Regions from separate parts of the Homo sapiens genome. Here region 1 is linked to region 2. The links are chromatin loops, found by intact Hi-C in ENCODE. Cell type or tissue: psoas muscle. All regions are shown on one strand. Each heading gives the region's core, and the rest is flanking DNA. Links, peaks and the distances in the headings are about the cores only. Region 1 overlaps UNC13B (unc-13 homolog B). Region 2 overlaps UNC13B (unc-13 homolog B).

The links. Hi-C counts contacts between places; a loop is a spot of excess contacts. Peaks named below come from ENCODE experiments on the same cell type or tissue, not always from the same donor. Only the 100,000 strongest peaks of a DNase experiment are listed, where the experiment ranks them.
Region 1: a loop joins it to region 2, with 4 times the contacts of the local background. A loop is called at or near these places in 3 of 110 quality-filtered maps.

What each region holds. Positions count from the first base shown.
Region 1 is chr9:35,227,963-35,244,280 of GRCh38, forward strand. It overlaps UNC13B (unc-13 homolog B), which reads left to right. Exons shown (of 40, transcript NM_001371189.2): 2 at 53-82; 3 at 3,158-3,257; 4 at 8,507-8,624; 5 at 9,741-9,864; 6 at 15,329-15,402. Among named protein-coding and RNA genes, the nearest start is that of UNC13B, 74 kb to the left of the region's middle. In psoas muscle, for the core only: no CTCF peak of the experiment used is centred there; no DNase peak of the experiment used is centred there; H3K27ac peaks cover 4,682 bases.
Region 2 is chr9:35,287,664-35,303,981 of GRCh38, forward strand. It overlaps UNC13B (unc-13 homolog B), which reads left to right. Exons shown (of 40, transcript NM_001371189.2): 8 at 8,033-8,267; 9 at 12,503-16,318. Among named protein-coding and RNA genes, the nearest start is that of UNC13B, 130 kb to the left of the region's middle. RefSeq lists a silencer at 3,356-3,556. In psoas muscle, for the core only: no CTCF peak of the experiment used is centred there; no DNase peak of the experiment used is centred there.

The DNA.
Region 1 (16,318 bases), core at 2,847-10,846, 61 kb before region 2:
GTAAAATGAACTTGGAAACATTCTTCATGGTATCCTCTTTTTTCTCTTGCAGTTAAAAGGGCCAAATTCCAGGGTTCACCAGGTAAGGCCAGCTTTCTATTATGTCTTTTCCTCTTGTATTTGCTGTTATTTCAAAGCAATTTAAAAAAATTATTAATTCATTGATCAAATTCAGTAATTTGATTCATTACTTCACTAAATTAATTCATGAAATCATTAATCTAGTGAAAAATTAGTTTTCTTACCTCTTGGCTAACCCAATTCTACTTCTCAATAATAACTATATATTTAGAGGTTTTGATATACCTTTTCCGACTTTTTCTCAGAAAAAAGTCTGAAATAGTGTAAAAGGATAAATATTGACAATTAGTGGAAACAATTTTTTTTTTTTTACTTTAAGTTCTAGGGTACATGTGCACAACGTGCAGGTTTGTTACATAGGTATACATGTGCCATGTTGGTTTGCTGCACCCATTAACTCGTCATTTACATTAGGTATTTCTCCTAATGCTATCCCTCCCCCCGTCCCCCACCCCACGACAGGCCCCAGTGTGTAGTGGATAAATATTGAAATATCAGTGTATCATGTCTTGCAGTTCATGAACCTGTTTCAGCTTGAGAGTGTGTGTATATGTATCTATTGGGTCATATATAAAATTTCTTAAAATTTAAAATATTCAAATAGACCATGTGAAACATATCTTATGCAACCTGCTTTTCCCCCAGCAACACATCATGAAAGTGTGTGTGTGTGTGTGTGTGTGTGTGTGTGTGTGTGTGTGTGTGTATGTGTGTGTCTGGTTCGTTCTTTTAAGGTGCTGTACAGAATTTTGTTGTAGATTTGTACCCTGATTAATAGGTCCCTGATTGATTAATACTTGATTAATATTTAGGTTCCCAAGTTTTTGCTATTACAAATAATAAATGTTCTTGTGCACTTCTCATTGCTTGCTTTTGCAAATGTGTCTATGTACTAGATTCAGAAGTAGAATTGCTGGGTCAAAAGTGTATATATATTTTTAAAAATTTGGTAACTCCTGCCAAATTGTTCTCTTGCAAGTTTTTACTATATATACCGAGACCAAAAGTTTATGAACATTTATTTTCCCAAATCCTTATCAACATTTGATATGAAACTTTAAAATCTCTGTCCATCTGAAGATTAAAAATGGTATTTCCTTATTTTAATGTGCATTTCCTCAATTTTGATTGTCACATTAGGAAGACTTCCTCTGGTTACTGCTGGGGAAGGAGGGAGGGGAGCTGGAGGGTTACTGGAAATATATGAATACGCTTGAGAACCCAGGAAAACCTGAAAAACTGGACCTTGGGTGCAACAGTAATGAAAGCAGTTTCTGAGCAGTTTCTTGTTTTAAAGGTTATTATCTTTTTGTCTCTGCTGGCTCTTTTTTTCTGAGAATCTGCTCTGTTGTTTCTCTCCCAGCTGGTTTTCTATGCTTACCCATCTTGTACCCATAATAGCTGCCTCAGTGGAATTTATACCCCTTCCTTTTAGCTTCAGCACCAACCACCAATTGTCAATATTTATCTTTTTACCCTATTTAAAATCTTTTGAGAGGGAATCAGGTTTGTTTCAGCTTTTGGCCAGCTCATGGATTGGCTGCTCTTGGGTTATTTACTCTTGGTCTGGTCAGCTATGTGTGATTGGATGTTGGGGTGGAGTACAAAATAATGTAATATAAAACATAGCTCAGTGGCCTACTGCACTACTACTACTACTGGATATGGATGGAGATTCCCCTTGTATGGGCTTTTATCCTCATATATCTTTAATATAATTATAAATTTTCCATGTTGATAAGTATAAAACCACACCATTTTAAATGATATTTAAAAGAAAGACTTACCTTCAGCTGAAAGTGTATGACGGGTTCCATTTTCTCATATCTTCTGTAACATTAGGTAATCATGTTAAGCAATGTTTGCCAATTTGATGAGTCAAAGTGATAGTTTGCTATTTTTTCATTGTATAACATTAGGATTAATTTCTTACATAGAAAAGCAAACCCTCAATTCAGTGCCCCTAATCATGGCTGATGTGGATGTAGTGAGGTGAGTGCCAAATGTGCTGTAATAAGAATTAGGTGAGACACCTGAGTTTGAAGTTTCAGGCCACCACCTTTGTTTAGTAATCAACTTGTTTAGTACTCAACTCTCAGGTTAGAGAATTTCCTTTTCTCAACTCTGTGATAATATTTCTTTTTTTGGCTGGGCCTGGTGGCTCATGCTTGTAATCCCAGCACTTTTGGAGGCCAAGATGGGTAGATCACTTGAGGTCAGGCATTTGAGACCGCCTGGCCAACGTGGTGAAACCCCATCTCTACTAAAAATACAAAAGTTAGCTGGGCATGGTGGCGCACACCTATAATCCCAGCTACTTGGGTAGCTGAGGCATGAGAATTGCTTGAACCTGGTAGGTAGAGGTTGCAGTGAGCCAAGATCATGCCACTGCACCCTGGTCTGGGTGACACAGCAAGACTCTGTCTCAAAAAAAAAAAAAAAAAAAAAAGATTTCTTTTTATGTAACTTGTGCTTTAGGCCAAACTGAGTAGATCGAGCTTGAAATCTATTTTCTTTGTGAAGATTTTTCCTTAATTTTTGTCCCTGTTAACAGCTCAGCTCTGCAGTTCTTTATCACTTTTTCTTTTTTCCTTCTGGTATGTATCTCTTTCTACATTTTATTAAATTTACGTACCTTATCTTTCCTAGTAGGTCAATTAGATTTGGATTTTTCCCCCCAGATGGCAAGTGGGCTATATAATTAACATAGTAGGTTAGGATTAACATTGTAATAGATTAAATAAATTAGAACAGGAAATATCAATGTATCATATCTTGGCATTCATGAATCTGTTTCAGTTTGAGTGTGTGTGTATGCATATCTGTTGGGTCATATATAAAATTTCTTAAAATTAAAAAAATAGTATTTTAGATTATGCTCTTGAAGATAGCACGTAGTTTTATAATTTCGGCAACTCTGCTATGTCTTGAATGAGGCTATGTTGTACAATATAGCTTAATTTTTTCCTGCACATGTAATACTTTAATTTCTATATTGCTTAATTCCAAGGGCTTTGTGAGATGGGTAACAATCTGAGCACTAAGTATTATGTCTCCATTTTGTATTTTTTCAAAGATAAATTTAACACATATGTGACCCTGAAAGTACAGAATGTGAAGAGCACAACTGTAGCAGTTCGTGGTGATCAGCCTTCCTGGGAACAGGATTTCATGTTGTAAGTATTTTGCAGCAGCAGTGTGCCTACATATTTTATAATCTTTTTAAGGGAATTGCATTGGATGAAACAATTAGAAGATTTTGTGTATTTTTGAGATTTATAAAATGTACTGGCACTGTTAAATACTGTTTTGAAAACTGTGGAGTTATAGAAATAAGTGAGGTTCATGGTACATGAAGCACAACTGCAGTTTTGTTTTCTCATGGATTCGTAATTTGTTCTTAGAGATGAATGATAATGCAGGTAAACTCCCAATTGATTTGTGTTGGTGAAAAACTACATAGGCAGATTTTCTCAGTGGTCAGAATTAGAATACAGTACAACAGACTTAGCATGACATTAAACATAACTTCATCTTTCTTTGATTCTGAGAAGGCTCTTTGAAGGAATGTGGCCATGCATGTGAGAGACTGTATCTTCATGTGTACCTCAGTCATCTGTTTTAGAGGCTGAAGATTTCTGTGCTTATAATCCTTTTGCTTTATGGAGTAAAATGTCCTATATTCAATTAATTAAAATGAATAAATATTAGTAGAATTTCTCGTGTATGACAAAGTTTAGTATATTATGATTTTAATTAAACTTTGGCTTTAAAAACTTGTTATTTCTTTCTTTTGTCCCTTTAGTTTCAGGATTTTTTTGTTCCTGTTCTACAAAAGGGGAGAAAAGTATAGAATATATTGAAGGACTGGGCAAATCATTTAGCTTCATAGGGCACTAGTTTCCTTATCTGTAAAGGTCTTCCTTTCTCAGAAGATTATGCTTGTTTTTTCTGGGAGTTGGAGGTGGGCATGAAGGGGCTGAATGAGAAAACGTACTGAAATTTGCTGTGAAATTTGAAACTGAACTGAAATCGATTTGCATGTTTTATAGTGCAGCTCAGAGGGACATAGGGATGGTTATTATTTTTAAGGGGAGACATTTCCAATCCTCTGGGCTCTTGGTATATTGCTGCTTTTTTTTTTTTTTTTTTTTTGAGGCAGGATCTCACTCTCTCACCCATCCTAGAGTGTGGTGGTATGATCATAGTTTACTGCAGCCTCTAACTCCTGGGCTTGAGCGATCTTCTTGCCTTAGCCTCCTGAGTAATGGAAACTACAAGCATGTACCATCACACCTTGGCTAATGTTTTTATTTTTTGTAAAGATGGGGTTTCACTATGTTGCCCAGGCTGATCTCAAACTCCTGGGCTCAAGCAATCTTCCCGCCTTGGCCTCCCAAAGCTGTGGGATTACAGGTGTTAGCCACTGCACCCAGCTTATATTGCTTCCTATAGGACCATTATTGTGATAGTTAAAGGCAAAGATTATAAGGTTTTGGGCTAGGACAATAGCAGAAGACGTAGAAAAGGATGAATAGAAGGTATTCAGGAAGTAGAACCAAAACATTTTCTTGGAAGATGGGTTGGGTGGTATGCCATTCAGTAGGATAGGGATTAATATCAGTTATGGACAATCTTATATTTGAGATTCTTATAGGACAGATAGGAAGGATGAGAGGTACAGAAGATAGTTAGAAACCTAAAGCTGGCACTCAGGGAAGAAGTCTGCTTTGGAGAAATATTTTGGTCAGTTGAAGCCATAGGTGAAGATGAGAAAGCTTAGGGAGAGAATGTGTATGGTGAGAAAAGGGACTGGAGTAGAAGCTGGAGAGTGGCAGCATTTAATGAGGGGACAGAGGGAACTAAAAAGGATTGAACAGAGAGGTAGGAGAGCCAGGAGATAATGGTGTCTTGGAAGCTGAGGGAGAACTGGGCTTCAAAGAGAAGGAGGCCAATGGTGTCATGTTTCTTTCTCACTGGTTGCTTCTCTCTCAAGATTATATAAGCCTCATTTATTCCCTCTCTCAGTGACAGTGATATGAGACCGAGAGCACCTGTTTCCTTCTTTACACATGCAGTGTACAGAGTCAGCTACAAATGGTTTATGCAAGTCTCTTTCCATACCAGTATGTTAGCCATAGTCCTGGCTATGGTTTATAAACCTAGCACTTCCAGTTGGCTATAACCATAATTTCCAGTTATAACTCTTCCCATCATATGAGGCACAGTGATCTTCTGCAGCCTCTCATCAGCATAGCCAGCATTATTCTTATGTGTTTATTTTCCAATTTCCCATAGCACTTCCCCTTTTGACCCTGCTGTGATATGTGTGAATTTTCTTCCTGTCTCTCCCACGTTGAGATGCTGTGTGAATTTTGCCCTCTTCTTTTACACGTGGGTTTTATTAGCTACTTTCTCTACTTTTCTGCTCTTCCTACTCCTTATTCCTCCTATCCTGTCCTATTTTAGTTATTTACTTATTTTTTTTGGTTCACTCCTTGCAGAACTTAGTCTACTACCCTGTCCTTTTGTCACCGGAATCTCCAGTGCTGGTTTCCTATCTCCCGTTCTCCTTTTTCCTTCTCCATGATGTATTATGTGGCAGTATCTAATATTCGTTTTGGTATTTCTTATATTATTTGTTTTTAATATTTTCATATCTTGTTTTTAGGATTAGATTGTTCATTTCTTAAGGGTAAGGTGGGCATCTTCACTATTTGTGTGCATTTGTGTAGCCCAGAGTCTGCTATACACGTGTTTATGTATATTGTTGATTGAATTAACAGAAAAGAAACTTCCCTAGGGTCCTGGGTATGAAGCATAAACAGAGCTCTCAGACCTCTCTTAGCTGGACCTGCTGAGCAAATGTAGGTGAGATGAGAAGCTTCTTATAGAATATATACTCATTGTTTGGGCCTTCTCCCTAGAGAGTTCTCTGAAGAGCAGATTTTCTTCTTTATCTGTTCAAGTCAAGCTGTTGAAGACCTCTGGCTATTTCTTCTGTCTGTTGGCTTGAGATGCTATTTGGGAGTTGATTTGGGAATATTATATATGTATCCCCAAGCAAATTTCTTTTTTTCTTTATTTTGTGGGACAGGGTCTCACTCTGTTGCCCAGGCTGGAGTGCAGTGGCAGCATCTTGGCTCACTGCAGCCTTGATCTCCTGGGCTCAAATGATTTTCCTGCCTCAGCCTCCTGAGTAACTGGGACTACAGATGCATGCCACCATGTCTAGCTAATTAAAAAAAATTTTTCTGGGAGACACTAGGTTTTGCCATGTTGTCCAGGCTGGTCTCAAACTCCTGGGCTCCAGTGATCTTCCCACCTCAGCCTCCCAACATACTGAGATTACAGGCATGAGCCATTGCACCTGGCCCAAGCAATTTTTCGATTCCATATTCAAATGATGGATAAGTCCAATGGATTTGAGGATGTCACATATCTTTTCCAAGACTAATTGGTTAATTAGGCTGAATTAAATTATGTGACAAAAAGCTTAGTTTCTCCACTGTGAACACTGTAACTTAGTGGCTAGGCTTATTCATCTACTTTGTGGCTCTGAACAGCTCTCCAGATAGCTTAGAAGTTTTTGGACACAAAAACTGAGTCCTATATTATGTTTCTACTCCAAAGCACTAAGTCATATGTCTTGTAAGTGCTCAGGAAATGCTAATTAAATGAATAAATTAACTCAGTACATTCTATGCTGTATTATATTTATATAAAAGGGACAAATTTTCTTTGCTTTATTCATTTTCAACACCTGACATGAATTCTGTGGCTGTCATTCTATATCTCAAACTTGTGAATCTGAGAACATTTATTTTATAGCACAACAGGGAACCCAAGCTTTCTCTAAAGTACAGACTTGAAGCTTCTACTTGTGATAAATAGCTGTTGTTTTCCTGAGAATGCCTTTCTGCTTTCTCTGCTGGAATTGGTCTTTTCTCATCTTTCTTGGATTACCCCTCAAGTAACCTTGTGTTTCAATAAGAGCTTTCTGGAGAACGTTTTTAGCATTAACACAGGTACTATTTGCGTATTCTAGTTTAATACTGGGATTATGTTTGAGTTAGTCCTTCCAAGCAGATATTCAACCATGTATGATACTGCTTTTAAATAGTGCTTATCTGGCTCTTTATGGAATGATTTCTTTTCGAATTTTTTCCCCTGGTTATTATTATAGGAAAATCATTGTATTTATCATTATCCCATGGTAATAATTTTGCTTATAAGTGACAGTGCCTAGCTTAATAATGATTAATGAGTCTCCAGGGACTGAGTGGTGTGAACTAGCACACTCTAGAGCCCCTCACTTGCCTGTGACCACATGTTCCTATCAAACTTATATGTTCTCAGGGACCCTACTTCTACCTGGACTCCCTTTCATAAATCCCCCCCGCCCCGCCCCGGCTTTTTTGGTGGGGATGGAGTCTGGCTCTGTCACTCAGGCTGGAGTGCAGTGGCGTGATCTTGGCTCTGCCTCCTGGGTTCAAGTGATTCTTGTGCCTCAGCCTCCCAAGTAGCTGGGATTACAGGTGTGCACCACCATGCCCAGCTAATTTTTGTATTTTTAGTAGAGACAGGGTTTTGCAACGTTGGCCAAGCTGGTCTCAAACTCCTGACCTCAGGTGATCTGTGCACCTCCCAAAGTGCTGGGATTACAGGCTTGAGCCACCATGCCCAGCCTGATAAATCTTGTAAAGTAGACTTACCTTTCCTAAAAGTTTCCTGTATACGATGTGTAGTTTAAGTTGAAGCAGTGTTAGTTAACAATAAAACATATAAAACTGTTGCCTATGGGTGGAAATTGGCAGGCAGGCCTGGCAATAATGTCCTTATTACTTGGCCTCATATTGTGTGAAACTGCATTAGTCTAATTATGATTGTATCTCCAAAGCGGAAAGAATGGATAGACAAAGGCATTTTTCTTTCTTTTCCCGCCCCCCCTCCCCACTGAGGTTTAATTGGGATATAAGAAACTGTACATAATTAATGTATACAATTTAGACATTTATATACTTGTGTTACCATCACCATAATCAAGGTAGTAAATATATTTATCACCTCTAAAAGTTTACTTGTGTCTCCTTTTTTTTGTTGTATGTGTGTGTTAAGAGCATTTAATATGAAATCTACCCTCTTAAATTTTGAGGTGCACAATACCTTATTGCTAACTGGAGGCACTATGTGGTATAGCAGCAGGTCTCTGGAACTTATTTAACTGTAACAAAGGCAGTTTTCTATGGATACCTATTATAGGTTTCTTGGAGCCTAAAAATGGTCGTGGCATTCTGGGAAATTTTGATTTTTCCTGAAGACAGGATCCTGGTGAGAAAGCATTCAAAGTTTAGCAAAACAGGAGATGTAGTTGTTTCTTTCATATTGTCTAGCTTTCCTCAAAGGGCTTTCCTCTTTCCCTTAGTGAGATTAGTCGCCTGGACCTGGGTCTAAGTGTGGAGGTATGGAACAAAGGACTGATCTGGGACACCATGGTGGGGACTGTGTGGATTGCGCTGAAGACTATTCGTCAGTCGGATGAGGTCAGTCATTGCATTTTCTGTTTGGAAGTATGGTTCCCAGCCCATGCTTCTCCCCATGCTAGCTCCACTTTAGCTAATATTCATCCATGCATCTTGGATTATTCTTCCCCCTTTCTAATTAGAGGGCATGCAACCTGCCTGTTCCTAACTTCACCTGAAGGTTCAGATGATTTTATTTATGTCTGGCCTACCCTGTGTCCTGTGACAACTCACAGGCTCCAGAGCACCTCTTCAGCCTTATCAGGTAGATAGCCCCTTCTGAGGTATGTGTGTGTCGGTGTGTGTGTTTACTTAGGGTACTTGTGGTTTCTGTGTTCTCTTCTAAGTCACTGCCCTGGGAGGAGTCCCATTAAACTTCCTTAGCCAGCTGGCTGGCTATTCTCTGCTTTGTTTCTTTGAGTTACCAATCTCCAAGGAACTAGTTTTCAGTGCCCTTCTTCTGCATGTAAGCCTGACAGAGTTTAAGGAACTACCAGGCTTGGCAATTTGTATTCACACTGTCTCTATACGTTATTTCTAGGATTGAACTCTTGCCTCACTTTCCTAGACTAGACCATAACTCAGCATCATTTCCCCACTTTGGACCTGGACAAAATCTGTTATATTCCTGTTTGGTGTTAACATGGACCATGAGTTTTCTCTGGGAGTGGGGAAGTTGAAATTGCCTGTATTTTCTGTATTTCTTTTAGTTCTAGCTAAGTCTCTACTCCCCAGGCAGATGGGCAGTTCATTTTCATTGCTGCCCCAGTTCAATCCTATTTAGCCAGCAATGTTAGTAGCTTTTTACTGACTAGAAACAGTGACACAGTCATTAAGAACTGTGCAGGTTAAATATTGATCCACAGAGGTACTTAGTTTTAGAGTATGGTACTCCAGACATTCTGTCCTCGTTAGACCTGCAGAGCTGAGCACAGTGAAAGCTGCTCTCCCCACCAAAGAGGGAAAACAGAAGCCACATGCAGTGGAGGCAGGTGGTGATAGTGGTGTGTTTGCCTTATCAGGATGTGAATGGCCCTCAGAAGCTCAAACAAGGAACTTCAGAGAAAAAAACCTGACTCTTGAACTAAGAGGGAGCCAAGAAAGATTAAACTTTAATCTTAGATCTTTGTTTCCTAGGAAGGGCCTGGGGAATGGTCCACATTAGAGGCAGAGACGTTAATGAAAGACGATGAGATCTGTGGAACTAGAAACCCAACTCCTCATAAAATTTTGCTTGATACAAGATTTGAGTTGCCTTTTGGTGAGTAAAATTTTAAAACTATTTAATAATTTTTACCATATTGTTTGGAATTGTTTGCTAGTTGTTTCATTAATGTATATTTTGTCACCTCAGCCATCTCCTTTGAGGATATTTTGTCTTCATTCACTCTCTTTCTCATAACACTTCACCCAGGGAATGGTGCAAAGTAGAATATAGAATAGTGCTCATTAAAGAATCTACACTAAAAAGCATTCTCTTCAACTCATTTAATTTTCTGTGACTATTTATTATAATGACTTATGAAATATTTGCTTGTTAGATTTATTATTTTGAAAATAAACATTTATTGTCTTGAAGTGACTATATATACCTTCTGATTTGTTAATTTAAGTATTAAATAGCACTGATAAATAGAATAATAATTTAAAATGTAAATTAAATCACAATACATGCTCATGATAAAAATTCAAATAGTAAGGAAATGTACATGGATAAAGTTAAAAGTTTATTTTCCCAGTTCCTTTAATCTTCTCTGCATTCTCCAGTGTGAAACCACTGTTAACATTCTTGTATTTTGGTTTAGACACATGATATTTATTTTCCAAAAACTTATTTTGGCAAAATTTGGATCATACCCTATGTAATATTTATTTGCTGATATATAGTGTTTTACAAACTGCTTAGACATTTATCCTGAACATCGCTCCATGTTATACTTTAAGATCTGTCTTATTCATCTGAACAGATGCCTCTACCATAATTTATCTTTTTTTTTTTTTTCCTTTTTTTGAGATGGAGTCTTGCTCTGCCCAGGCTTTAGGGCAGTGGCATGATCTTGGCTCACTGCAACCTCTGCCTCCTGGGTTCAAGTAATTCTCATGTCTCAGCCTCCTGAGTCACTGAGATTACAGGCTTGTGCTACCACACCTGGCTAATTTTTTGTAATTTTTAGTAGAGACAGGGTTTCACCATGTTGGTCAGGCTGGTCTTGAACTCCTGACCTCAAACGATCCGCCCACCTCTGCTTCCTAAAGTGCTGGAATTACAAGCGTGAGCCACCATGCCTGGCCTACCATAATTTATTTAAGTAATCCTTTATTGATTGACAGGTGGGTTTTTTCATTTTTTTTTTTTTTTGATGTTATATACCGCAAACTAATAACTCTGTATATCTTTGCCCATTTTGAGTCTAGAATAAATTTCTTAAAGTAGAATTGCTGGATCAAAGTATAAGTACATCATTACTTTTTATGGAATCTACTAAGTTCCTTGTCCAAAAGGTTATACCAATTTATACTCTTATAAATTATATCTGGGGAGTGCCTGTTTCTGCACATCCTTGGCAGTCTTTTGTGTTTCCCAATGGTTAATCTTTATTTGATTATTTTGTATGATATCTTATCAGGGGAAATTCAGCCCCCGATATTTCACGTGGGTCCTTTTCCATTTTTCCTAAGTGTTGGCCGGTCTAAGAAATAAAGGGAAAGAGTACAAAAGAGGGAAATTTTAAAGCTGGGTGTCCAGGGGAGACGTCACATGTCGGCAGGTTCTGTGATGCCCCCCAAGCCACAAAACCAGCAAGTTTTTATTGGTGATTCTCAAAAGAGGAGGGAGTGTACGAATAGGGTGTGGGTCACAGAGATCACATGCTTCACAAGGTAATAAAATATCACAAGGTAAATGGAGGCAGAGCGAGATCACAGGACTGGGGCGAAATTAAAATTGCTAATGAAGTTTCGGGCATGCATTGTCATTGATAACATTTTATCAGGAGACAGGCTTTGAGAGCAGACAACTGGTCTGACCAAAATTTATTAGGCAGGAATTTCCTTGTCCTAATAAGCCTGGGAGCACTACAGGAGACCAGGGCTTATTTCATCCCTTATCTACAACCGTAAAAGACAGACGTCCCCAAAGCAGCCATTTCAGAGGCCTCCCCTTAGGGACACATTCTCTTTCTCAGGGATGTTCCTTGCTGAGAAAAAGAATTCAGCAATATTTCTCCTGTTTGCTTTTGAAAGAAGAGAAATATGGCTCTGTTCCGCCCGGCCCACAGGCAGCCAGACTTCAAGGTTATCTCTCTTTTTCCCTGAACATCGCTGTTATCCTGTTCTTTTTTCAAGGTGCCCAGATTTCATATTATTTAAACAATTTGTGCAGTTAACACAATCCTCACAGGGTCCTGAGGCCACATTCAACCTCAGCTTACAAAGATGACGGGATTAAGAGATTAAAGTAAAGACAGGCATAGGAAATCTCGAGTATTGATTGGGGAAGTGATAAGTGTCCATGAAATCTTCACAATTTATGTTCAGAGATTGCAGTAAAGACAGGCTTAAGAAATTATAAAAGTATTAATTTGGGGAACTAATAAATGTCCATGAAATCTTCACAATTTATGTTCTTCTGCCATGGCTTCAGCCTGTCCCTCTGTTCAGGGTCCCTGACTTCCCGCAACAGTATCTTGTTTTAGTTTAGTTGATTTCTATTAGTTTTATTTTAATTTTTTACTGTTCATATTATTGATATTTGCATATTCTATTGTTATTGCTGTCATTTTATGATCTCAGTGTATTTGTATCTTGTATCCTATGGTGATTTAAGCAAAAATGACATGATTTTCCAGCTAGCTCAGAAAGAACTAAACTCAGAACAACTATTATTTCAGAAAAATAGAAAGGAAGTCTTTCTTGTGGGACTGTAGACCAAGCTGCAAGTGAAGGGAAAATCAATTGGAGGGAGTGGGTCTTGGTTCAAATACCACAGATATTGACCATTTTCACCAAATTTTAGTAGATATTCTTGAATAAATGTTTTTTCTTTTGCTGTATGCACTTAGAACCATTTCCAGAGACTTTAAATCGTTGTTTTTTTAATGTTGTATTACTTTTTGACTGATTTCACTCACTAATTACATAGTTACAAATGTTATATAAAATAGACATTATTCTTCTACTTTTAGTAGTTGATTTTATTTAAAAATCAGGGCCTGGCATGGTGGCTCACACCTGTAATCCCAGCATTTTGGGAGGCTGAGGTGGGTGGATCATGAGGTCAGGAGTTCAAGACCAGCCTGACCAACATGGTGAAACCCCATTTCTACTAAAAATACAAAAAATTAGCTGGGCAAGGTGTCGTGCGCCTGTAATCTCAGCTACTTAGGAGGCTGAGGCAGGAGAATCACTTGAACCCAGGAGGCATGGAGGTTGCAGTGAGCTGAGATTCCACCACTGCTCTCCAGCCTAGGTGATAGAGCAAGACTCTGTCTCAAAAAAAAAAAAAAAATCAGTAATAACAAAGTAACATTTATGGTGAATTATTGTGTGTTGGTGGGCATGTCACTAAGTATTTACATATGTTAGCTCAGTAATCCTCATTTCAGTCCTTTGAGGCAGGCCCAACTATTATTCCCCACTTTAGAGATAAGCAAACTATGGCAGAGAGTATTTAAGTATTTTGGCCATGGTCTGACTCTAGAGCCTGGGCTTTTAATTTTAACTATTTGTATAATACATTTAACCACTTCCTGTTGGGTATTTTGATTGTTTGAAGTTTGTACTGTTATAAATAGCACTGCAATAAACATGCTTGTATCTCTCTGTATTTTTTTCTTCTTAAAACTATTTTTGTGGAATGAGGCAGGAATAAATTAATAATGGTTTAAAAAGTTATCCAGTGAAAAGTCCCTTCAGAAATCCATTTTCTTCCTATAGGCTACCACTATTAATACTTTCTTGTGTATCTTTCCAGAGTCAGTTTCTGAATATAAGCACACACACACACACACACACACACACACACACACACACCACCATCTTCTTTTTAAAACGCAAATAGTAGCATATTCTAACACATTCCCTGTGCCTTGCTGTTTTGCACTTAGTATATCTTGGTGAATCATCCCACATCAGAGCATATAGACCTGCAGCAGCAGCAGCTCCTCTGCCACCTTGCACTTCCCACTCTCCTTCTTTGTAACAGGTGCATAGTATACCATTTTATGGGTGTACCATATGGATGAGAAAGCACTATACAAATTACGTTGTAGACTATTTGAAGGTGTGTGTAAGTGTTTTTAAATAAGACTTTGAAATATTGCTACCAGTTGTTAAAGAGCTAGTTGAAGGGAAGGAGCTGAAGTTTTGGACAGGTGGAACCAAGGAGAAAGGAAAGGGCTATATTTGCTTTATTCATGTGGCTACTAGAAAGTGTATCTGTTGAAATGTCTCTGAAGTTGATATGATCCATATATTGCCTGAGTGTTTCTCTTCAGTGCTGGTTAGATGGTCATACTTGATGTTTTTAAAAGGTGAGTTTTGGGGAGAAGTTGTTATAGTCAATGTAAAATGTTTAGGAATGAGGATATACCATTATACCATTATTTTTTAAGAATTCAAATATTTTCACTTAGAGACTCACTTAACAAATATTTGAGCATCTAATATTTTCCAGGCATAAAACCTGTGAGTATTTTTTAATAGCTTCTTTTAAAAAATTTTTAATTGTGGTAAGAGACATAACTGAAAATTTAGCATCTTAACCATTTTTAAGTGTACAGTTCACTAGTGTTAAGTACATTCACATTGTTGTGCAACAGATATCCAGAACTTTTTCACCTTGCAAAACTAAAACTCTGTCTCCATCAAACAACTTCTCATTTCCCCCTCCCCACAGCCACTGGCAACGACCATTCTTTCTTTTCTGTGAATTTGACTACTTTAGTTACCTTAGAGAAGTGAAATCATACAGTATTTGTCTTTTTTGTGATGGACTCATTTCATTTAGTGTAATGTCCTCAAAGTTTATCCATGTTATGGCATGTGGCAGGATTTTCTTCCTTTTAAGGCTGAATAATGCTCCGTTGTATGTAAATCTCTCATTTTGTTAATCCTTTCATCCATTAGTGGACACTTGGGTTGCTTCAACTCTTGGCTATTGTGAATAATGCTACTAGGAACTTGGGTGTGCACATATCTCTTTGAGATCCTGCTTTCACCTCTTTCGTATATATAATCCAAAGTGGGAGAACTATGTCACATGGTAATTCTACTTTTAATTTTTTTGGGAGAAAACCTTTGAATTTTGAGCATCTCAATATCTCAGCATATAACTTTTCTTTTAAGCTAATCCTTTGGATGGTTTTGGTCTTGCTGAGGGGAAGGTAGTATGGTTACATAGAAAGAATGTAGTTTTTGGAATCATACAAACCATGGTTTGAATCATGGCTCATCTCTTTATAAACTGTGACCCTGACCAGATTATTTTAGCTCTCTGAGCTTCAGCTTCTTCATCTACAAAATAACAATGGGAATAACAGTACATTGTATTGGTTTTTGTGAAGAGTAAAGATAATGTTCATGACAAGAACCAAACCATCAGTTAAAACTTGTGCATCACTACCACCTTCTGACTTCAGTCATTAGACAGAGTAAAGTGTTATCTGCTGATGATTTATTACCTGCTGATGTGATTTCTTTTCTTTTTCTTCTTTTTTTTATGGTAGATATCCCAGAGGAGGAAGCCAGATATTGGACCTACAAATGGGAGCAAATCAATGCCTTGGGAGCTGACAATGAGGTAGGAGCAGCCTTATTTGCAGTATAGAGAGATGGGGGAAAATCTCCAATGCTCTTTATAGGTTGCCCAGGGAGGGGCCCAAGAGCATGTTGTCCTGAGAATGAAATCACTTAAATTGCATTGAAGAAAAAAGGCAGCTAGAAGATTGCCTGAAATGTCACTAGAAGGTTCCATCTCCAATTTATTCTGTTCTTCCCACTCTCCCATACTGTGGTACTAGTCTGGCTGTAGACTCTTAGAGAGGGAGCTTGTACCAGGGAATCTGTCCTCTTTTGTTACACCTGTGAGTTGGAGGCATTTCTTTTGCTTCTACTGTCTCTCAGTTTTTTGGATATTATTCTTATTTGTGTCCTGTTTTTGAGGATGTTTAGACTATTGCATTGTTTGTTCTTGCTGGTCCTAACTTACCTCCAGAGATGAGGCTGGTGTGTATAAGAGAATGCATTCAGCTCAACCTGGGGCATCAGGATTGGAGAATGTTTTTGTTATTGCTGATGGAGGGAAAAGATGATAAATTTGTTTATTTTGGACATGTGGGCTACTAAAAAATGGGTCTGATTATAAGATATACTTTGAGTGCCAGAGGATATTTCAGCAGAAATTGTTGATAAACAATTTCATGAGATAATTTGAAGTTGAGGTTTGAATGGGTAGGGAGCTGTAGGCATAGAGCTTCATTAATATATTAGTAACAATTGAAGTCATAGGAATGGAAAAACTTGCTCAGGTAGAGCGTATGGAGACAGTATTAAAGAACAGGAACAAAATCTTGGGAAACCTTAGACATAGAATTCTGAGAAACAAAGGAGACTGAGAAAGGGCAACCTTAAAGAGAGAGAATAAGATAACCAGGAAAGATTAATGGAACAAAGAAAAAAAGAGATTCAAGGCAGAAATTCTTGACAGTATCACATGT
Region 2 (16,318 bases), core at 4,237-12,236:
ATTTTTATTTATACTCATTTGTAAATATTGGTTGAACTTTTACATTGTGCCATGCATTATCAGGTGCTGAGGATACAGCAAAAGAACAAAGCAGAAAAATCCCTGCCCTTATTGGAACATATAGTCTGAAAACTTCCAAGTCTGTTCCACATCTCTTTCCTGAGCTCCACACCCGTATATCTGGCTGTCTACTGGCCATGTTCATTTGAGATGTTCCATAGATATCTCAGAGTCAATATACCTAACCCTGAATTAATCATCTTCTTCAGCCTGCCCCCATGTTGTATTTTTTTCTCGGTGAATGATGTCACATTCATCCAGTAGCTCAAGCTAAAAACCTAAGCAATATTATTTAATCCTCCTTTCCACATTTTATTTACTCATTAAATGCTATTGATTTTCCCTCCAGAATATCTTATGAATCTATCCCCTTCTCTCTACCCACTCTGCCACTTCCCTAGTCCAGGCTATCAACAGATGAGTGCACCATTCTCCTTACGAGCCTCCCTGACACCTCCTCCCTATGAATCACCAGTCCTTTCTACCCAACCAACCACCATTGGCCACACTGTTCCACTGTTCTCTTTCTAAAATGCCAAATCTGATCCTGTCTTTCCCCTCTTAAAAGCTCTGATAGCTCTGTGTTGCCCTCCAGGTAATTCCAAATCCTTAATATTACTTGATTTCTAAACATTACCTAAGACCCATAGTCATTAGGTTCTTTCATAACTCTGTAGCCTCTCACTCTAGATATTCTGGAACTATTTTCAGCTCACTGAACATGCCTTTGCATGCATAATTTCCTTTTCCTGGGACATTTTCCCCTTCCTTTTCTCAGTACTAATGCCTAGCAAAACCTAACTATCCTCAGTAATTGTTCTGCTGGCTAGTTATGTGTTTTAATGCATTTTTGGGATAGGGAAGGAAACTTGCTTATTTAAACCGGTGTAATTTATCTTATGACGGTTCTGAGCTAAAGTGGTGAGAATATGGAGCTGGCTTGTCAGAGAACATGACTTGTTTTTTCATGCGTTAGAGATGGGCCCAGTAGATGGGATCAGATTATTCATTCAATTTATTAGTACAGTAGATATTTACTGAGAACTTTTATGTATAAGAAACTGCTGTGGGGTGCTCAAAGATGAGGGGCAGTGTCCTGCCCAGAAAGGCTTCTTTGGGCTCACAATTGTGGTGAGAAACAGCATTGTCACTTGCCTGGAGCAATCTAAGTTGATAGACATATTCTGAGGTTCTATGTGATTTTTTTTTTCCATTTTCTTTTTAAAAGAAATGAAGTAATTACCCTCTAGCAGTTGCTATGGCAACTGTTCTACAGGAGGGTTTTTTTTTTTTGCCTCCCCTCCCCCCATGGTTAGAAAGTGAAATAAATTATTACAATTTTAAAATGGCACACTAAGCCAACATATCCTTTCTGAGAGGTGAGAAGAAGAGACATAGGTGGTCGGAATAAAGTAAGTGCCTAGGAAGAAAATTGGCTGTCAGGGTATCACTAAATTAAAGTCTGTGATTGATTAGTAGTCCCGTATGCCCAGGATTGAGGATTAGCTCAAGTACTGAAAACAGCCTGGGTTGGCATCATATGATGTTCCTAGAATTTCGAGTCTTACTGTAGACTTTCAAGGGAGTCACACACTCAGAACCAGTTTGTGGGCCTTGTGGACCCCACATTGAAGATTCCTTAGCAGACCTTGGGACTGTCAGAGGGTGCAATTCTAGGAGTTGTGTCTTTTTTTCTGCTTCTTATTTATTAGGACTCTGTAAGGCAAGCAAAAACCTGGTAACGTGACAAAATAACAACAAATGCTAGTTGCTCACCATCTTCCAGGGACTGTGCCTAGCATTTTACATATTTTTTCCTGTATGATCTTTACAGTAACCCAGTGACACTTGTGTTATTGTTATTCTCATATTACAGATGAGGAAATATCTGTAATAACTTTCTCAAGATCATATAGCTAGTAAATCGCAGAGCCAGAAGAACTGAATGTTGACTTTAAAACCCATATTCTTGGCTGAGCATGGTGGCTCACTCCTGTAATCCCAGCACTTTGGGAGGCTGAGGCGGGTGGATCACTGGAGGTTAGGAGTTCGAGGCCAGCCTGGCCAACATGGTGAAACCCTGTCTCTACTGAAAATACAAAAATTAGCCAGGCGTGTTGGTAGGCGCCTGTAATCCCAGCTTCTTGGGAGCCTGAGGCATGAGAATCACTTGAACCTGGGGACAGAGGTTGCAGTGAGCCGAGATCGTGTCACCGCACTCCAACCTGGGTGACAGAGTGAGACTCTGTCTCAAAAAATAAAAAACCCATATTCTTAATTATGAAGCTATTTACTTCTTGTTTCTTGAGATTAAAGGCCTATTTTTAATGATTTCTTTATCACAATTAGTTTCTTGAAATTCAATTTGGGTGTGGGATAGGACTTAATTAATAGTGGATTTTTGATTTTGAAAAATGAATAAAAAATATTTTCAATTTTCTCCTGTCCTTCAAAGCTTCTGTGTTTTAGTGGATTTTATTAAAAATTTATAGGTAATTCAGAAGAAGTGGCTCTCTTTAAGGACCCAATAGGCTAGAGTGGTTTATTACATATTGTTTTAAGCCCCTTTCTGATCTAGGTCTCTCTCAGAACACCATCATTTAGGAGCTCATATGTCTTTCCTTTGTCAAAATAAGAAAAATTAGATCTCTGTCTCTAAGAAACCCTTCCTTGTCTCTGCGTTCACCAAACCTGAGCCTATCACAATAAATCTATGAGAAGCTAAGCCCTGATACCATGGGTAAGGGAGTCTGGGAGCTTAATTAGAAGATTAATTTCTTAAGAGATAAACATTGCCATTCTTTGACCTTTTAACTTTCAGTAGAGAACAGCAAAATTGACTATCTTCGCTCCCAGACAAGGGAATTACTCCCTTACCCATGGTATCAGGGCTTAGCTTCTCATAGATTTATTGTGATGGGCTCAGGTTTGGTGAACACAGAGATAAGGAAGGGTTTCTTAGAGACAGAGATCTAATTTTTCTTATTTTGACAAAGGAAAGACATGAGCTCCTAAATGATGGTGTTCTGAGAGAGACCTAGACCAGAAGGGGGCTTAAAACAATATGGAAGAAGTAATTTTTTGTTGTTGTTGTTCTGTGGGTTTTTTGGGTTGTTGTTAGTCTCTCTCTATAGTGAAAGGCAGAGAACAAGAATACTTTGTAGATTTGTCTCACATTTGGTAGAAGGCAGAAACTCTATGTTATGTAAAGTTAGTAGAATACAAGTGAGGTAGGCTTAAGTAAGGTAAGGCACATAATAATTGCTGAGATGGGGAAATGACTTTTGAATTCCTTCAAAAAAGTATTTTCAAAAATTATCTGCTGCTTCTTTGTGGTTTTCTTAGGTCACTGGACCTATTTGGGCTGGGGAGAACAACAGAGTACGTAAGAATTGAAATTCCTTATCATTTTCTTGATCTTACCCACAAAGTACATACTCCCTCTGAACTGTGAAGCTGGATATTCATGCATAGACTTCCATTTCCCTCTCCTCTCCTACTTAAATATCGGGAGACAATGACCTGTGGTGGAATGTTATATCCTTTCAGGCTGGTTTCTTGACGACTTTGTGTGTGTTTATGTGTGTTACAAATTTCAAACCAAAGTCCCAGTCATAATCCTGACAAGATCTCCTAATTTTTATTCCCCAGAGGCAAGTAGTAGCATCAGCCCCCTAGTGTGGCCTTCTCCTTTGGTCCCTTTGGCTAAGGAGTGCAGTGACCAGAAGGAGAAGGTTCATTCTAGGATGAACTAGAGTCAAGGTGATTGGTGTGCATTCTGATTTGGCTGATTTTCTTGACTAGGAGGATATGCAGAACAGACTGCTGTCTTGGGTTTATTGGTCTAGCAAATTGTGAATGCCATTTCAGCCAAAAACCTGCTTTTGTTAAGGAAACAAGAGGCTGAGGATATGGCTTGGCTTTCCCTGAAGCAGCCCAGCTAAGGCCACCTTTGTTCTAGAGCTTAGAGAGTGGGCAGCCAGTTCTTTGTGGCAAAACATGTAGCCCTAGGCTGACATTACTGGTTGTGTTACCCATCTTACAGGATCTGGTTGAGTCTCAGTGATTAGGTATCCAGTAGGTACTAAGACGGGCCAAAGTTTGTCCTGTCACTGGAATTTCTCATGAAGTCTGTGCTTTCTGTGATTTGAATCCTGAGTACTTCTGCTATTAGGAAAGTACTCAAAAGCAGCTTGACCCATTTATGCCTAGTGTTCCATTATTGGAACTCTAAGCATGTGGGAGTTATTTATATCCTACTGCTCAAGGTCATCGCCAAGCAGTAGGTGACCTCAAGCATAAATTGCAACCTCAGGCATAAATGGGTTAACAGAGCTCAGGTAAGTTAAGGTTTTCAAGTAGAAAAAGCAACTAAGCCATGAAAAAAATGTGAATGAATTTTCTTTCCTTTCTTTGGTTGCTGAAGTTCTATTAATAGGTGTGCTGTGGATTTAAAGACCAATCCAAGACTCAATCCAGGAATACCACATACTAGAGGGCCTCATTTTTCTGTATTTCACTGGATTTTGTTTGAGTGCCTGCTGTGTGCTTGGAGGCCCATCTTTGTTTGCCCCAGGTTAGATGACCTTCCCAGCCTACTTTTGCAGGTTTTTAATTTTCCATAATTTCCTCTATGTCTTTTTATTTACCTATCAAATGAACTACAAAATGGTTTCTCAAAAATATATAGCCTTTCCTACCACTGGGCCTTTCATCATGCCACTGCTTTTATCCAAATTCTAGAAGATATTTCCCTTCTGCCTCCAATCTTCACCTATTAAAAATGAACCAATTCTTCAAAGCCATCTCCTCCTTAAAGCTTCCTTAGTTACCCTATCAGGAAGTGATTTTACTTTTAATTCATAGCACTTGGTTTGTACTAACTGCCTTGCATAGCAATTCAATATTTGTGTCTATATATTCTGTCTCCTATTAGACTGACTCTATATTCTGAGTCTTCTGTGTTGTTTAGCTTTGGATATGTAGGCAGTCAGTGAATATTTGAGTGAGTAGGTGTTCCCAGCCTTTTAATTTTCCATCTTTCAAATAGACTTTACCAGGGGCTTTTCAACTGTTACCCTCAAACTGGCTCTCTAGTTCCTTCTTAGGCTGAGCCAACCAAACCTGCACTCAGTTTCTCTCTGCAAAGCCAGGGCTTTTCTCGTCTAGCCGACATGGTGCTGTGGGATAGATTATGGAGGCAGTAAGAGATCGTCAGTGACACATTAAAAACACAGTTATTTAATTCAAATTGAAGTGTTACATATTTTCCTGAATTTCCCTTTTTAGTTTCTAATCAGGCTTGGTGCCAGGAGGTTTACTTTTTAGGAAAACTGGAGGTGATTGCCTCTCACTACTTTTTTCTGTTTCTCTCCTTTGTCTCACTTTATTCCTTAGTATATTCTCTCTCTTGCCCTCTCCTGCTTTTCATATTCTCTTCTACTCCCAACCTCTTCTTTCCATGGATGCTTTGTTTCTTAATATTTGCCCTTTATTTCTTTAGTGTAGAAATGTTGTTAGCCTTTAGTAAAGTTGTAGAGTATCTCTGTTTAGCCTAGCAAAATAAACAAAAAGCAGACTATTATTTAGGAGTAATAGGTCACATGCAGGGAGAAAGTAAAACCTGTGGATTTGGGTTGTGGGCTTCTAACTCTGGCTGAGCTGCCCTCTCTGGCCTCAAAAGTGATAGGATTGTCTGTCGCAGTTGCCTCCTTGGAGACTGAATCTTGTTTCTCTGGGTTATGTGCTAATACTTTTCCTGCCAGAGTTTAGTAGACCTCTGGTTTTGTCTCCTTTGTTGCCTCTGCCCCTTCATCTGTATGCATGAATAGTCCAGCACTGACTTCTACAGACTTGCTCTTTCTGTGGGTTCAGAAAGAATTAAGTCTGAGTGGCATATGGTTTTGTCTCTGGGTCCTATTTTTCTTGTCTTCAGAACAACAGATGCATCAAGGGCTAAAAACAGTGCTTCCAAAGTCTCTTTTTCTTAATATATCATCAGAATGCTTTGTAAGCAGAATGCTTTGCATCCCTCTTGTTTGCTTTTGTTTTCAAGCTTTGCTACTCCTGCCCTGGTCAGTGGACTACTTGCTCCAAATGTCAAGTATTAACTAATACTTGTTCCTGACCATTTGAACATTAGCTTCTTTCTCATGTTGATATTTTTCCTCCCGGAGTTCTAATCCCTCTCCTCTCCTTTTTTATGTTCACATGTAACCATAAACTCAAATAGGAAAAGCTCATAAGATCATCTTACCCCTGTCTCCCATCTGTACCCACAAATGTTATTGAGAGTCCAATGCTCAGATTTTCTTCCTTACCTATAAAACCCACATGTTTGTGCTCTCTTTTAGTGGAATTCTTATCTACCAACTTGTCTAATGAAGCCAAGGGGGGTCATTTCCCTATTATCTTCAATATGGCCCCATGTTTTACAATTCTGTCTGGAATTTTCTTTTTCTAGTTCATTAACTCTTTTCTGTTTCCGCTGTATAGATGCAGGTCCTTATCTCCTGCCTGAGCAATTGTAAAAGCCTAATCTTACGGTCTTCAGGAGGTTTCCACTGCCCACATTGCTACAAGATTATCTTTTTTTTTTTTTGAGACGGAGCCTTGCTCTGTCGCCCAGGCTGGAATGCAATGGCATGATCTTAGCTCACTGCAACTTCCACCCTCTGGGTTCAAGCGATTCTTCCGCCTAAGCCTCCCTAGTAGCTAGGATTACAGGCATCTGCCATCATGCCCGGCTAATTTTTGTATTTTTATAGAGATGGGGTTCCACCATGTTGGCCAGGCTGGTCTTGAACTCCTGACCTCAGGTGATCCACCTGCCTTGGACTCCCAAAGTGCTGGGATTACAGGTGGGAGCCACCGCGCCTGGCCCCAAGATAATCTTTTAAAATTACTAACATGAGTTCATTTTGTGCTAAAAGTATCTCCATTTTGGGATGGTGAACATTCCTTTTCCTCATTGTAAGCCAAATAGGAACTTGTCAAGAAAGGACACGTGGAACCCTGTTAATCATACACATAAGGGTATGGTGTCAGATACGACTTCCTCTCTGTAAAACAGGCTTCAAAGCACTCTTAGGTTGAGCTCCCTTTCCAAGCACAGCGATGATTTGTAAGTGTGGTCTTTTTAGTTAACTTTAACAAAAAAACTGTAGCCAGTCAGGTGCTGGTCTGAAGGACAAATAATTCTACGAAATTGTAGTCACTGCTGTTGGATAAACTTGGCTGCATTGTCAGCAAGATCCCATTGGCAGTGCATAAGTTTTTTCTTCTCTCAGCCCATCCTCTGGATGGGAATTCTGAGCCTAGGGTGTAGGTGCTTGACAGGAATTGTTAGGAAAAGCTAACACTGCAGCAGCACAGTAAGAGTGCTGCTGTTCTCAGCTGCATCTAGAGCCTTTGACTTGATTTCCAGGCCTTGGCTTTGACCTTCCTGATTTCCAGGACCAGCTTCTGATGTTAGACCTGCTTATTTGGTTCAATCCATATGTTTAAAAGTCTGAAAACACCAAGACAACGTTAAATAAAAGTTTTGGGGTTTTTTTCCCCAAGATATGAAAAAGCTAACTTTTTTAAACCTCTGCTCCTTTCCCCTTTCTTTAATAACAGGGGACCAGACTGTATTTGTGACATTTAAAAGCAGTTTTTAATTATGGTTATGATAGTTGGAGAAGCAGAATTCCAAAGAATTCTACAGTGGGAAAATGCAACCTAGAGCTCCTCTAAGAATAAGCACTAAAATTAAACTAAGTATATATCTCATATGATAAGGAAGAGAAACTTGTGGGTATTAATTGAGACAGTTCTGCTCATGGCTCTGAGGTCGTCACTGGGCTCATGTGAAGCTCAGCTTGCTTTTGTTCTCAAGGTCCAGACTTGTTACTACTAAGTTAGAAGCAGAAATAATTCTGAAGAACTAAATAAAGCTGGGGTGCTTTGATTGAATGTGCTTATTCCATAGCTTTTGAAGACCCTGATAGTGCCGTCGATGACCGAGATAGTGACTATCGCAGTGAGACCAGCAACAGCTTCCCACCTCCTTACCATACAGCTTCCCAGCCCAACGCTTCTGTGCACCAGTTCCCTGTGCCGGTGCGATCGCCACAGCAGCTGCTACTTCAAGGCAGTTCCCGGGACTCTTGTAATGACTCTATGCAAAGTTATGACCTTGATTATCCAGAGCGGCGGGCTATCAGGTGGGTATTGAGCACAAAGTACTTTCTCTTCCTAATATCCAGGTCTCATGATGCAATTGGCAAGAAGAATTTGGATGCTTTAACCTGAAGAGGTAGCGTAAGTGTAGCAGTATCACCGGCCAAACTACAGTCATTTTGTGTAGATTATTAGTCTTTTTTTTCTTCCACATGTTTATACATTGCCATAAGGAATTTTATGTTTATATATTGCCATAAGGAATACTTCTCTTCATGATCAGTGATTCTCAACTGATCAGGGCGATCCCACTTGGGGTGTATCTGCCCCACTTCCTGACTCAGTGAGTTTGTTATACCCTTTGCCAAGATTAAAAACAGAAAAAATCACAGATTGGATAGTCCTTCTTGCCTAAATATTTCCCTGGGAACTTTAGAAGAAAACCAGTATGATTTCTTATAGCAGATTCAGTATTTTTACTGGAACTTTGTTTTAATTTATTTTATTTCTTAAATATATAAAACAATTATGTGGTTAAAAAATGTCAATACAGCATAAAGAGTTTCCCACCCACACTTACCTTCCTCCACCCCATCTTCTTCCTGTTTCATAATTCCCTTCCTACTGTTGTTTCTTATGTATCCTTCCATAGACTGTTGTCATATATTTATGAGTATAAAAGCAAGTACATACATATGTGCTCTCCCCTGCCCTAAGATTAAAAAAAATTTCAGACTTAAAGAAAATTTGGAGACATAATTCAATGAAAACCCATATTCATGTTGCCTAGATTTACCAGTTGTGTTAACATTTTACCACATTTACTTTATCTCATTCTCCCTAATATGTATTCATATACACATACATTTTCTCTGAACCACTTAAAAATAAGTTGCAGATATTGTGTTACTTCATCAGAAAGTATTTCAGCATGTTACTCCTAAGAAAAAGAACTTTATCTTATATAACCTCAATATCATGATCACACTCAAGAAGTTTAATGATGCAATGTTATTACCTAATGTTTAGACCATATTTAAATTTCTCCAGTTATCTCCATAATGTTCTGTATGTATATTTGTTCCTTTCTGGTCCAGGATCCAATCCAGAACCGTGATGCATTGCATTTGGTTTTCATGTTTCCTTAGCTTCCTTTAATTTAGCAAAAATTTCATTACCTTGGTTTTTTGGTCTTTTAAGAAGCTTTTTTTTTTTTTTTTGAGACAGAGTCTCACTCTGTCTCCCAGGCTGGAGTGCAGTGGCGTGATCTCGGCTCACTACAACCTCAGCATCCCCGGTTCAAGTGATTCTCGTGCCTCAGCCTCCGGAGTAGCTGAGACTACAGGTGCACGCCACCATGCCCGGCTAATTTTTGTATTTTTGGTAGAGACGGGGTTTCATCATGTTGGTCAAGCTGGTCTCCATCTCCTGGCCTCAAACGATACGCCTTCCTCTGCTTCCCAAATGGAATTACAGGCGTGAGCCACCGTGCCTGGCCTAAGACACATTTTTTTTTTGAAGAGTGCAGGCCAGTTGTTTTGAGAATGCCTCTTCGTTTGGTTTTGTCTGATTATTTCTTCATGTTTAGAATCAGGTTAAACGTTTTTGGCAAAAATGCTGGATGTTTCCTTCACATGCATTCAGGAAGCACATACTTTGTCTTTTTTTTTTTTTTTTTTTTGAGACGGAGTCTCGCTCTTTCGCCCAGGCCGGACTGCAGTGGCGCTATCTCGGCTCACGGCAAGCTCCGCCTCCCGGGTTCACGCCATTCTCCTGCCTCAGCCTCCCGAGTAGCTGGGATTACAGGCACCCGCCACCGTGCCCGGCTAATTTTTTGTATTTTTAGTAGAGACGGGGTTTCACTGTGTTAGCCAGGATGGTCTCGATCTCCTGACCTCGTGATTCACCCACCTCGGCCTCCCAAAGTGCTGGGATTACAGGCGTGAGCCACCGCGCCCGGCCCCTACTTTGTCTTATTATTGGTGATGTTTAGTTTGATCTCATGGTTAAAAAATTTGGTATATGCCGTATTTCTCCAGTGTAAAGTTTCCTCTTCTCCTTTGTAATTAATAATATCTGGAGTGATACCTGAGACTGTATCAATACTCTGTTTCCCCAATAGTCTTTTACTCAATGATATTAGCATCCATTGATCCGTGCCTGAATCAATTATTTTATTGATTGGAGGTTAGTTTTCAAGAAATCATTCCAATTTAGCTTATCCTTTTAGTTTCTAAAATTCACTAGACTGGCTAGGTGCAGTGACTGATGCCTATAATCCCAGCACTTTGGGAGGCCAAGGCGGGAGGATCACTGGAGTCCAAGAGCTTGAGACCAGCCTGAGAAATATAGTGAAACCTCATCTCTACAAAAAATAAACAAAATTAGCTGGATGTGGTGGCGCATGCCTATGGTCCTAGCTACTTGGGAGGCTGAGTTGGGAGAGATTGCTTGAGTCTGGGAGGTCGAAGCTATAGTATGCCAAGATTGCACCACTGCACTCCAGCCTGGATGACAGAGCAAGACTCTGTCTCAGTCAATCAATACAAAATTCACCAGACCATAGGATGATGTCCTTTTCTTGCCCACCTCACCAAACTGCTACATGGTGAGTTTAGACACAGGGTCTTGCGTTGTTGCTCAGGCCGGTCTTGAATTCCTGGGTTCAAGTGATCCTCCTGCCTTGGCCTCCGAAAGTGCTTGGATTACAGGTGAGAGCCACTGCACCTGGCCTTCTGGAAGATTTTTAGTGACTAAGTGTCTGCTTTGATCTTGCTTCTGTTTCCTAAATGAATGCTTTTGGATGTTATATCTATAAAGAACACACTGAACTCATAAGCTCCTAGCCTTTAGGTTCTTTCTCCATCCCTACCTTGGTACACAGAAGAAGGCAGTCTTTAATCTAAGTGAAAGAAAGTTCAGGCTATCTTCAGTATTCATTGTTTTAAGGTGGGCATGTAGCTTCTGCTGCTATAATCAGTATAGGGAAAGATTTTCTTTTCACTGTGATCCTCAATGCATATAGCCTTTAGATTTCACAAACAACAAATTATAATGCCTTAGGCTGGGCATGGTGGCTCATGCCTGTAATTCCAGTAGTTTGGGAGGCTGAGGGCGGGTGGATCACCTGAGGTCAGGAGTTCAAGACCAGCCTGGCCAACATGGTGAAAACCCACCTCTACTAAAAATACAAAAATTAGCTGGGCCTAGTCGTGGGTGCCTGTAGACCCAGCTACTCGGGAGGCTGAGGCAGGAGAATTGCTTGAACCCAGGAGGCGGACATTGCAATGAGCTGAGAATGTGCCATTGCACTCCAGCCTGGGCAACAAGAGCAAAACTCCGTCTCAAAAAAAAATTATAAGGCCTTAAATAATTTGTTATTTTTTTGTAGTATAACAAAGTTTGACTTCTGCTGATAGTAAAAAATGGTTTTATATGTATTTTTTTCTTATTAAAAGAAATATGTTTGACTATATTCTTGGCTACACATCCTCAAATATAACTTTCAGAAAGTTAACAGCTTGGCTTCTTTTTAGACTAAAAATTTATCAGCAAATTTCGTTTTCTTGAAATCCCTTGATATATTTTGCTGGTATACTTTAATATTGCAAATACATTCTAGATATTGGTACAACATGTTTCATTTTTTTCATTTGTTTCTTAGAAAAATAAAAGAATTCTAAAAAGCTCACCAATGAAAAATGATTGCAAGTTGAAGCATTTAAAAATTGATATTATAGCTGTTCTTTTTCTCATATGGAATAAACTATTTGACTACATTGATATAATATTTAAGAACATGTGGATTTCCTTTTCATATTTTTTTAGTCTGAATGCTTTTTATCACATTGGCAATTTTATTGTTCTAGTCTTCTCATTGAACATGTATTAAATCTTATAACTTCTTTCTTCCTTTTCCCTGTCTCTTCCTTTTTCTTTGCTTTATTGTTCCTCCAATTTTATCCCTTCACATCAGACAAGGCTCACAGGCTAAAGATGAAAAAATTAGGATTATTTCAGCTTTCTCTGATGTTGACTATGAAGAGCAAGAAGATATACATAAGGAGATAGAGGGGAAAATATCACAAGAGTTTCTAGAAAATAATAACATAAACTTGAAGGAAGCAGAGATAAAAGAAATTAGAACCCTTTCAAAAGCTGATAAATACTACAGCCAACAAAAACAACCAAAGTATAAGAACAGGAAAAAGATACCACCTCAGAGCCAACAAACAGAATTCTCTACTGAGTTTAAGGTTGAAACTTCTGTTTTCTCCAGGTATGCTCAGAAATATGATACACTAGATAGAAGAAGAAAAAAGAAATCCTTATACAATCATTTTGAAGACAGTGAAAGAAGGCAATATGGTGAGAGATCTGAAACTAAGACTAACTACAAAAGTACATATTCTAATACTGAAAATTGTACCCTTTGCCATACTGAAAAGAAACAAAATATGGGGTACCCAGTTTTGTACCCCTACAAAAATGGATTTGTGGTTAAGAGTGGCATGCAGCGCATTAAGTTGGAAAGTCATGATTATGATCTGTCCAGTTGTTTAAGGCACTGTGAAAAGTCATCTGGCTCAAACCAGCATGTCACTAATTTTACCTCATTAGATATTCTTGAAGATTCTACTAGTAGTACTTCTGATGAACTTCTGGGTTCCCCCATTTCTGATAAGCAGGAAAATTTACAGTCACCAACATGGCATTCATCCAATGTCCACCATATTGGAGATTTTCCTGAGGAATATTATGTAGCAAATTCAGCATTGCCATTACAAAGGATGAATTGTGATGCAAAAACACTTGGAGATCTGTCTGAGTGCTCTATAGAAGAGATAACCCCTTCCTCTATTGAGGAGCCCAAGGAGGACCGTATTGATACAATGGATGAGCTTCAGTGTTTGGTAGAAACGGTGTCAGAATATTTAGCAGAGAAGGAAGAGGAGATTAATAGATTTGGTTCACTTTCAAAAACTAAAAAATCACATAAACAAAATAGTACTCTTGATGCAGAACAGAGAACGCCTGGGGATCAAATACCACCTTTAACTATTGTCAAGAATGACAAGGACACGGCCATCTCTTTCCCTGAGTTGACTGGAGTACAATGTGCTGTTGGTTCTTTGTTTAGTTCACTCACAGAAAAAGTGGGTTCAGGCACAAAGCATCTAACAAACTCTGTGGAAAAGTTGGTTTCCTTAGTTCCAGAAAAAACAGAAACTCTTAATCAAATAGAGGCAATTAATTTGGGATCTAAACCCAGAGCCATGGCAGTATTGGGGAAGGATCTTTCCATGCAATCTCCATTATCCTCTCAAAAAGATGATAATGTGAATATAGACAGACATAGAAAAACCTCTGAAAATGAGCACATGGGTAATAAAACTGGGAGTTTATACTTTCAGAATACAACAGAAAGTATTGCAAAGGACTTGGCTCCACAGAGTCAGAGTTCAGTTATAAAGTCGGTTTTCAGCAGGTTAAATCCATTGAAGATCTTTTCAGAAAAGGAGGAAACAAAAAAAGATGATGACCAGAGTAAGCCACCAAGAAAAGAAAGCTTTGTTGAGTGTGGTTTGGAGTTAAATAAAAGGGAAGGCACTCTTGACAATTACAGTAGTAGCATCATTGCTTTAAATGGGAGTGATGAAGAAACTACGGGCTGGTTCCAGATGCCCACAAGTGAGAATTTGTTGTCCTCCCAAGTAACCAGTGAACCTTCAAACTTAGTTAGTTCTGCAAGTAAAAATGATGAGAGTCTATTGGAAGAAAAACTCTGTATAGATCTGTCTCTTTTACCAGATCAACAAAAAATATGTGCCAAAGATACTCCAGGACATCCTTGTATAGCTGGCAGTAGAACTGCAAATAAAGAGGTATTTTCAAAGCCATTAGAGGAGGACAAAGTTACAGGTAATGATGATTTCCTTGAGCCACTCAGAAAATCATTTAGCCAGTTTTTGCTCACTTCCCCTGAGACTTGTTCAAAGGAAAGTTTGTCAGAACCTGTGAAAATTCGCCAGGTGGAGGAAGATGGTTTAGAAAGGGGCTCTAAGAAAGATGGTCATTCCTTTTCCTTTAGTGGAAAACTAAATCTTCCATTTTTTAGAAGTCTTGGTCATTCTGAAAAGCAACAGGAGTTAAAAGAGAAAGGAAGCATTTTTCCTTTGTTTAAATTTTCTTTCACTGACAGCAAGGTTACTGTTAATGACCAGAGTTTACGTGGCTCAGCAGTAACCACTGATGAGGAGAGCAAAAAAAATTGCCATGAAGATACCAAACATAGTTCAATAAAATCTAGTTCTGTTCCAAATATTCATAGTGATCTAGGAAAATTTGACAGTACAGAGGAATTTAAAAAGAATGACCAGATAAATTGTCCTGAAGATGCCAAACTTAATTCAATAAAATCTAGTTCAGTTCCAAATATTCATGATGATCTAGAGAAGTTTGACAGTATAAAGGAATTTAATAAGAATGACCAAGTAAATTGTCCTGAAGATGCCAAACTTAGTTCAATAAAATCTGGTTCAGCTCCAAATACTCAGGATAATCTAGGGAAATTTGACAGTACAGAGGAATTTAATCAGAATGACCAAATAAATAGTCCTGAAGATGCCAAATTTAATATAATAAAGTCTGATTCAGTTACAAATATTAATAATGATCTGGGGAAATTTGGGAATATAGAGGAATTAAATCCAAGTGACCACACAGCAGGACAGAATTTTGAAAGGGATGGCTTAGCCATCCCTGGAGTTGTGCCCAAAGAACATATAACTTCAGATCCTTTAGGAGAAGATAAGAATCTTATACAAGCAGCATCTTCAGTAGCATCAGACTCTTCATTAGAGTGTATTTCTACCACTTCCAAATCCACTTTGGTTAATGAAATTAATGAAGATGAGGTTATAGATAAGACTTCCAAGAAAAATACCCAAGGAAGCTTCCTTTCTGGCCTGTTTAATAGGTTTTCTTCTGCTGAAAATTTGTCTAGTCAAGAATTAAATTTGAAAAATGATGACTCCCATCACAAGAATAATACCCCAGGTTTAATCTCTGGAATATTTAACCTGCTATCAAATAGCGGTATGATTGATCATAAACCAGAGGAAGCAAAGTTCATGTCTTTAGGCAACATGAAGAGTTTGAATGGAGATAACCATTTATCCTTGGATGAGGTCCCTGCTACTTCATGTGTGACTTCTGAGAACCCGAAGAACCATGTTGAAAAACATGAAACTTCTAGCTTCATAGAAGCCTCCTTATTACCTAAAGAAAACATACCATTATCTGATGCTGGGGATGATAATCATTATTGTTCCCCTACAGAGAAAAACCAGCAAAGTGAAAAGCATCACCCCTCCTCTGAGAACATTGTACTTCACTGTGCTCCAAGTGCTCAGCTAGGTTTTTTGGAGAAATCTATGGCTAAGAGGCAAATGCCAAACCATGTTCTTGAGGCAAAACTACATGAAAATTCAAACAAGTTAAATTCACCTGTACTAAATACCAACATTCTCAATAAATCAAACAACTATCAGGCTTTTGAAGAGATGAACAGTCCTTTCTGTTTTGAATGGGACTCTGACATAAAAGATTTGTCTAAAAATTCCAGAAAACTTCAGCCAGTTTATTATATGTTAAATCAAAATAGATTTCTATCAGCCGATGCTTGCTTGTGGCTTGACTCAGAAAACTCAGTGATAAATTTTTGCCAAAAAGATCAAAATGCAAACATCTTGGAGTGGAGAACAAATCCAAACAGTGTCATTTGGTGTGACTTACCATATGAATCATTCAATCAGTTAGCATTTAATGAAGATTACTTATTAAGAGGTGATGTGTGGGCAGCTAACTCATTATATGGAAACTCTGGTCCTCTTCCAATTAATGAGGCTAATAATTCACTAGAAGAATTACCCATTGACTTAAGTTCTTCATCAGATCATGAAAAGACTACATGCCCCGTAGTTGATCAAGAATCATTAAGAATGGATGAAAACTTTGTTTTTTCAAGTTTTGGTTATGAGTACCAGGAATGGTTGTCATGTCTTGAACATGGAGTGTGGTGGCCATCAGAGGA